Linked DNA regions of Homo sapiens: all the other regions are linked to region 3. Evidence: read pairs that join two places in POLR2A ChIA-PET (ENCODE). Cell type or tissue: GM12878. All regions are shown on one strand.

The links. Peaks named below come from ENCODE experiments on the same cell type or tissue, not always from the same donor. Only the 100,000 strongest peaks of a DNase experiment are listed, where the experiment ranks them.
Region 1: POLR2A ChIA-PET joins it to region 3 with 26 read pairs; 7 of 35 experiments call an interaction of 5 or more read pairs at or near these places.
Region 2: POLR2A ChIA-PET joins it to region 3 with 12 read pairs; 8 of 35 experiments call an interaction of 5 or more read pairs at or near these places.

The regions. Positions count from the first base shown.
Region 1 is chr1:154,805,835-154,808,334 of GRCh38, reverse strand. All of the region lies in intron 2 of KCNN3 (potassium calcium-activated channel subfamily N member 3), which reads left to right. Among named protein-coding and RNA genes, the nearest start is that of KCNN3, 63 kb to the left of the region's middle. In GM12878, a CTCF peak has its summit at 1,038 (motif pointing right); a DNase peak (open chromatin) is centred at 1,154; H3K4me3 peaks cover 425 bases; H3K27ac peaks cover 1,108 bases.
Region 2 is chr1:154,790,133-154,792,632 of GRCh38, reverse strand. All of the region lies in intron 2 of KCNN3 (potassium calcium-activated channel subfamily N member 3), which reads left to right. Among named protein-coding and RNA genes, the nearest start is that of KCNN3, 79 kb to the left of the region's middle. RefSeq lists an enhancer at 859-1,168. In GM12878, a CTCF peak has its summit at 1,194 (motif pointing right); DNase peaks (open chromatin) are centred at 702 and 1,052; H3K4me3 peaks cover 985 bases; H3K27ac peaks cover 1,153 bases.
Region 3 is chr1:154,865,744-154,868,243 of GRCh38, reverse strand. All of the region lies in intron 1 of KCNN3 (potassium calcium-activated channel subfamily N member 3), which reads left to right. Among named protein-coding and RNA genes, the nearest start is that of KCNN3, 3.3 kb to the left of the region's middle. RefSeq lists enhancers at 1-139, 2,407-2,476. In GM12878, no CTCF peak of the experiment used is centred here; no DNase peak of the experiment used is centred here; H3K4me3 peaks cover 2,313 bases; H3K27ac peaks cover 2,092 bases.

The DNA.
Region 1 (2,500 bases), 60 kb after region 3:
AGAAGCTCAGGGCTCTGCGGAATGGGAGGCATGCAGCTGATCGTAAAGGGAATGTTGAAAGGTGAGAATAGAAAGAAGGGCTGGAGCCAGATCCTGGTGAGCAGCAGCTGGAGCGATGAGGCACCCAGGTCTAAAATGGTAGTAGCCCCATTCTATCTATGAGAAGGGGTTGGGGGATGGCGATCTGATGGCGGGAGAGGGAAGCCAGGGAATTTGTCTTCAGGTTGCACCTGCAAAGCATTTTATGTAAGATGGAGAGAATGTCAATAGTCTGTATCAAAGACTGAGAGGTAAGAATGGGGATGGGAGACGGGTGTAGATTATGGTACAGGTTGAACCCCCCTCAATCACTGGGACCTGCTCTGACCTTAGAGTACAGGGTTGGGCTAGAGGAATGGTGGATGAATCTCCCTCCTTGGGAGATTGTTAGGATTAAAGATGAGAGCCACCTGGTACACTCTTGTTTAAGAGTCAGAGGAATGGAAAAACACCCCTCCCACCCCAAAACGCTGAGGTTCTGATCTCACTGACTGAACACCACCCAACCAGGAGCCAGGGCTTGAGGGCAGCCCGAGTTTGTCTTGCTCTGTCGGATCTTTTTGGATGTTTAGCAGGAGCGACACTGATCAGACTTCACAAGAACCTTAGGATTTTACAATTTTGCTCTTCCCTTATTGTTCACAAATCAAGCCTATGCCTAAAAATACACTCTTCTCCAGCAGCCTCGGGGACTTAGCTTCTCCCCCAGGCAGGGAGTTTACATCCTTCCTTTGCCTGCAGAATTCAACCTTGCAGGTTTGGTGGGGTGGCTGGAAACCGCCACCATCCCAGAGCAGGCTTCTATCCCCAGGGCCTGGCTGTCACCCGCAGCAGCAGTGACATCACCCAAAGCCGACTTTGTGCGGGGGGCTTCTGAGTGTTAAGTGGGCTCAAAAGGTTGAAGTGCGGGGGCAGGTAGGAGGAGCTGCGTGGCTTGGGAAGGAGCAGCTGGCGCTGTAGAGGGAATGACTTGCCCCAGCTGCTGTTGGGTTACGGGCTCGAGTTGTCCACAGCCACCAGGGGACATTTTTTCCTCTTCTCAGTTCCTCTTTGACCCTGCGCTCAGCTTCACCAAAACCACCTTGTTTCACCTTCTCTGTATGTCCTCGGCCTCTCCTTTCCTGCTTGCCTCAGTCTTTCCCATCTTTCAAATCTAAACATGTGGTGTCTGTTGCTGCGGGTTGACTGCATGTGTATGTGTGGTTTTCAAGCTGAATTGACAGGGCTGAGTTTTACAGCCAATACTGCCTGGCTCTGGAAGAAGAGAAAGAGGAGGACAATGAGGGACAGGATCTCTTGTAGCAGAGAACATTCTGATCCAAATGTCCTTTCAGGATAAATTTAGTTCCCGGGGCTGGGACCACATTCTAATTTGGTGGGAGTCCTTGGGCACCCTGGTGGGGAATGGCTGCTTCCTTCCTCACCTCCCTGGTCGATTTCAGGGACCGCAGGAAACCCAAGCCTTATGAACATTATACAGAACTGCAATTACAACAATCCTGAGCTGACATAAGATTTATTCATTGGGCACCAAATTTCCTTTAGGCCCCTTTCTAGTTTGTAGTTTTTGAAGCTGCTACATTTTTTATGGCTGGCACATCTCAAGGAGGAAATGCAGATTAATAGTCTGTACTGGCTGTGTTCTCATGCTCTCAGGATTGAATCAATAATGACTGCAGTATTAATTAGGCCTTTATGAAAAGAAAATGAAATATGGTATGACATGGAAGATTCTAGATTTAGAATCAAGAGTTCTAATCTCAGCTCTGCTGCCGTCTAATGGGTGACCTCGGGCAAATCACTGAATTTCCCTGAGTCTGTTTCCTCCTCTGTATAAACAGGTCATAATGCTGGCCACATGCTGATGTTGTGAGCATCAGCTGAGAGAGCTGGGTTAAAGGGCCCACCAGGGCCTGGCACAAACAAGAGACTTCGGTGACTTTAATTTTGGACTCTCCTTGCTAAGGAGATCACCACTGCAAATCCAGCCCTTTGCTGGTGCACAGTGGTGCAGCTCTTGCCTGTTCTTGGCAGCAGGTGGGGTACCCAACACCTTGAGATGAACTCTCCAAAGTCCTTGCTGACAATGTCCACGGTCCCTTCTTAGCTGGTGACCAGGAACACTCCCTAGGGGCCTCCCTTCTCAACCTTCCACTTCTCCTACCCATACCCCACAACGGCCCCATTTCCTGTTGTTTCTCATGAATAGAGTCTGGAAGTAGAAACACTAGTTCGTGCAGTGTTCACGGACATCACGGGGCTCTAGGAAGCCTCACATCACATCACTCTGACACTGACTCTCCTGCTTCTCTTTTCCATATTTAAGGATCCCTGTCATTATGTTGTGCCCATCTAGATAATCCAGGATAATCTCCCTATTTTAAAGTCAACTGATTAGCGGCCTTAATTCTATCTGCATCCTTAATTCCTGCTTATAACATAGTCACAGGTTCTGGTGATT
Region 2 (2,500 bases), 76 kb after region 3:
AAATCCCTCTTGCTGTAGTTAGAGCCTCTTAGGGACCAGTTAAACTGGAATAAGGGATGGCCATAACAAAACATGCAAATTCCTTTTCCTTTTAAAGAGAAATATGTCTCCTGGATATTACCTGAATAAACCCATCAGCTTGCTGTTACTTTTCTGGGATTATACTTGATGAGGATGGTTGCAGAAAGTCCTGTAAACATCTTCTATAGTCTGTATGGGGAGGACAAGTCCCACCTGTTTCCAGTGGAACATTCTGATTCCTGTTGTTACTCTATATTTACAGAGTGGGCTCCACTAAGAGCCCACCTCCTTCTGTCACTGGTGGAAAGGCTATTTAATATGATCCCAATTAGAGGGAGGAGGATCTGGGATGGTTGTTGGAACATGGCAGACGGGGGAGACCCGGAGGGAATAAACCACCCCAGGATGCTGTGTGACCACCTGACCCTCTGCAAAGCAGCATCGTGGCACTCTGTTCCCTTTCAAGGTTCCCACAGTGAGTGCCACCCATTTTTACCACAATGGCAACAGGATTTATGCTCCCACCCACTCTCAGTTCTGAACTTTCTATGGCTTTGCCCCTCATTGGTCATAAAACACGTGTCACCTGCCTCTCTGACTTGGCTTTTCTTGCAATTACATGGTTTCCTTTGCGATCTTCCTGGCCAGTGGAAGCAGAAGGATGCTTTTACAGACAGGGTATTATAGATGGGTTGGCAGATGAGGTGATTTCTGAGGGCCTGGCACAATGCCCAAAGGGACGTGAGTCAGCTCTCAGAGGAGGTTTGGTTTTTCCTTCCAAATTCATACAAACAGCAGTGAAGTTTAAAAGATCCTCAAGTGGATTACAACCCCCATTCATTTGGCAGCAGAGGAGCACAACTGTCAAAAAGTCCAGGTACTTTAAGCTGTGGAAGAGGCACAGAGTCACTCTCAAGTTGGACAGGGCTTCAAGCTATTTCTAAAATTAACATCGGGGCCTTTCGTTCCCTTTCGAGGTTCCTTTGAGGAATGGGTGAAAGCCACCTCTTCTTGACCACAGCAGTGACTGGATTTATTTTTGTCCTGTCTTCCTCCTCCACATTCTCAGTTCTCGAGGCTTTTTATTGTTTTTGGTTTTAGCCAGGCTTGGGCTGGTTGCTTACTCTCCGGTGTGCAGGGCTTCTAGAAGTGTTAGCCACAGCCAGCGGGAGGCAGCCGATCACCCATCCCACCTGCTGAGCTGTCGCGGGCAGACATCTGTTGAGCTCCTCCCCAGCACCAGCCGCAAGAATGTACCTGATGTGGTCTTTGCTCTGCAAGAGCTCTCAGTTTAGAGCAGTCTTTTTGAGAAAAAAAAAAAAAAAGTGGTATGATACACGTAATATAAAATACCATCCTAACTTGTTTTTTTTTTTTTTTTTTGAGATGGAGTCTCACTCTGTCACCCAGGCTGGAGTGCGGTGGTGCGATCTTGACTCGCTGCAACCTCTGCCTCCCAGGTTCAAGTGATTCTCCTGCCTCAGCCTCCCTAGTAGCTGGGATTACAGACATGCACCACCATGCCCAGCTAATTTTTGTATTTTTAGTAGAGATGGGGTTTTACCATGTTGGCCAGGCTGGTCTCGAACTCCTGACCTCAGGTGATCCACTCACCTCGGCCTCCCAAAGTGCTGGGATTACAGGCGTGAGCCACCACACTTGGCCTCATCCTAACCATTTTTAAGTATATAGTTCAGTGATGTTATGTTTACTCATATTGATGTGCAAACAATCTCCAGAACTCTTGTCTCCTGCAAACCTGAAATTCTGTACAGTATATACATGGGGGATGTGTTCCAAGATCCCTGGTGGATGTCTAAAACTGCAGATAGTACCGAATCCTACAGAGAGAGATAGTCCCAGATTTAACGATGATTTGACTTAAGATTTGTCGACTTTATGATGGTGTGAAAGCAACACACATTCAGCAGGAACTGTACTTTGAATTTTGAATTTTGATCTTTTCCTGGGCTAGTGGTATGCGGCATGATATTCTCTTGTGATGTTGGGCAGCGGCAGAGAGCCCCGGTCAGCCCTGTGATCACGAGGGTCAGCAACTGATACAGTACTCTACCGTTTACAGTGTTCAGTAAATCACATGAGATATTCAATGCTTTATTATAAAATAGGCTTTGTGATAGATGATTTTGCTCAAATGTAGGCTAATGTAAGTGTTCTGAGCACACAAGGCAGGCTAGGTTAAGCTGTGACATTCGGTAGGTTAGGTGTATTAAATGCATTTTCTACTTACAATATTTTCAATTTACAACGGGCTCATCAGGACGTGACCCATCATAAGTTAAGGAGTATCTGTAATGCTGCAATGAACATGGGTGTGCAAACATCCCTTTGATACTCTGCTTTTAAAAGCAAGTGTTCTTGGCTGGGCATGGTGGCTCACGCCTGTAATCCCAGCACTTTGGGAGGCCGAGGCGGGCAGATCACCTGAGATCAGGAGTTCGAGACCAGCCTGGCCAAC
Region 3 (2,500 bases):
GCAGCTGGGCGCCGCCTTGGAATCAGCTGGGGGAGCACCTCTCCTTGGGACGGGATGACAGGGCTTCCCAGGCGGTCCCCACAAGCCCGCGCCCCAGCTCAGCCCCAGTTCTCCCCTCCCACCTCAACTCCTCCTTGGGATAAATAAAGATGAGTGTGTGTGTGAGTGCGCGCCCGGATGGAGAACAGCAGGCACTGGCTTTAGCGGGGAGCTGGCCCCACTGCTCCAGCCTCTCAGTCCAGCCCCAAGACGGAGGAGGGGGTTTCCCTCCCAGAGGGAGTGGAGATGGAGGAAGGTGGGTTTCTGCCGATGCTCTGCTTGCCGGGGAGCTCTCCTGCTGTGGGCTGGAAGGCTTGGAGACCTGGGAATCGGTGGACAAGTGGCTCCACGATACCCCCACCCCCAATTTGTTGGTGTGTGTGTGTGTATGTGCGTAATGTTTGTACGTATGCATGCGCCTGCTTGTTGCTTGGGTTTTTCTATTTATTTGTCATTTGGGGCAGGGGGTGGCTTGGTGGGGGGGTGGCTGGGCGGGCTGGCCATCGGGTAGCTGGGAGGGGTTCAGCTGTTGGAGGTTTCAAATAGAGCTTGTTTCAGGCAGGGCACAGCTGCTGCGAGACTGTCACATTCCTTATTGAAATCCAGCCGCAAAAACCTAGGAGGTGCTGATCGGATTTCCCCCATTCCCAGCATCTCACTTTAATCGGTGATGGGCAGACTTTCCCGCCCTGGAAACGGGTGGGGCAGACCTGTCAGACGACCTGAATAGCCAGGACCAAGACTTCCAGGCAGAGGGTCCTCCAGCAACCCGGCTGCTCTCTCAGTGGGCTGCCCCAGCGGAGGGCAGCACCTGGAAGCCGCCTTAGTCAAAATAGCTCAAGGATGAGCGTCTCAGCGAGCAGAAGCGAGTGGGGTTTCCCTTGGAAGCGCAGCTCACTTAGTCATTCCCTGTAATGAGCCTCTGCGTCTGCGGGTCCTTCTGCTCGCTGCCTTCTCAGAACCGCCTCTCCTGCTGGGCGCTCCAGGATATGGGGCTGGCAGCCTCGCTAGGACTGGCAGCTGCCCTGGTCACAGCCCTGGCTCTCTCCAGTCCTCCCTTGGAGACCAGGGGCCCTCACTGGGGAAAACTGATGAAGGCCCAAATGCAAGGGGGGTGTGGGGAAGGGGCAATCCCAGCACCTTCTCTTTCAGTGACACCCGTAGTCAGAGTTCTTAAGGAAACGGCTATTCCCAGAGACAGTGGCTGTGCACAGATCCCAGTGTGGGATCTATGCACATTTGTCTTAACGCGACGGGAGAGTCACCACTCTGCAGGATCAGGCCCTCTTCCCTGCCTGGGGCAGGTGCCACCCCTGAGGGGGAGCTCAGGGAAAGGGGCTTTCCCAGAGATGCGGAAGGCAGATTTTAGGTGAATGAAAGGGGAGGCCACCTGAGGTGCTTGGCTCCCCGCATTTCTGAATCACAGACCCTCATAGCAGCAGTGGCGTGCACCGAGGGGGCAGTAGCTGAGAGGTCCTTCTTGCCTCAGCGGCCACTTCCTGTGTGCCTTGGGGCTGGTCTTGAGATAAGCAGAGCTCATTTAACTTGCTCACTCATTCACCCATCCCTGCACTGTCCATCCATGTTTTGAGTCATTTATGAAACAAGTATTTTCTGGGTGTCTCCTATGTACCAGGCCTTGTACACACTGCAGGGCCAAGATAGATATCCCTCTCTCCTGGAGGCAAATGGGAACATTTCAAGGAACTGGGCCAGAGTTGGAATCCCAGCTCTGCCACTACTATTTGTGTGATCTTGGATAAGTCATGGAGCTTTAGCGAGCCTGTTTCCCCAGCTGTCGAGTAGGGAGAATTAAATTAGAGACGTGTAAGGCACGTATCTGCCTGCTCAACAAATGGGACCTATTGTGATTGTTACTGATGATGACAATGATGAGAGGAAAGGAGATATCTTTTTCCTGTTATCTAACTCTGGCTGTAAAATTAGTTGGAGCTTTAACAGATTGGGATCTAAGACTTGTCAACGGAGTGAGAAGTTGTATCTGGGAGGGAAGAAGTCCTGAGAAGGGACTGGGTCTGACTAGAGACCACCTTTAAGCATGGTTTATTCTTGGGGGGAGGTGAATATCTGTGTCCCAGTTTCATGGAGGAAGTGGTCTCTACTCCTCCATGGTCTGGGTTAGTCACAGCCCAGGAGAGCTCAGGGACATTCAGTGGACCCTGGGGAGGGATGGGTGACACTCTTTTGCTGGAGAGCTTTGTGTGCCTGGTTGGCCCTGCTGACCAGTCTGGAGGCAGGCGGATGGACAAGGCAACCTCAGGGGTACCAGGCAGATTAGGTAATTCTGCCCATCCAGTGGCAGCTCCCACTCAAAGGCCCTTGGGAGGTGACAAACTTTTTTTTTCCCCAGGTGATTGAAGATTAACTAACCTTGTGCCTGAGCTGCTGCTTTCTGAAGTTCTCTGCTTTTTTTTCCGTGGGGTTGTGGCCTTGCTGTTCA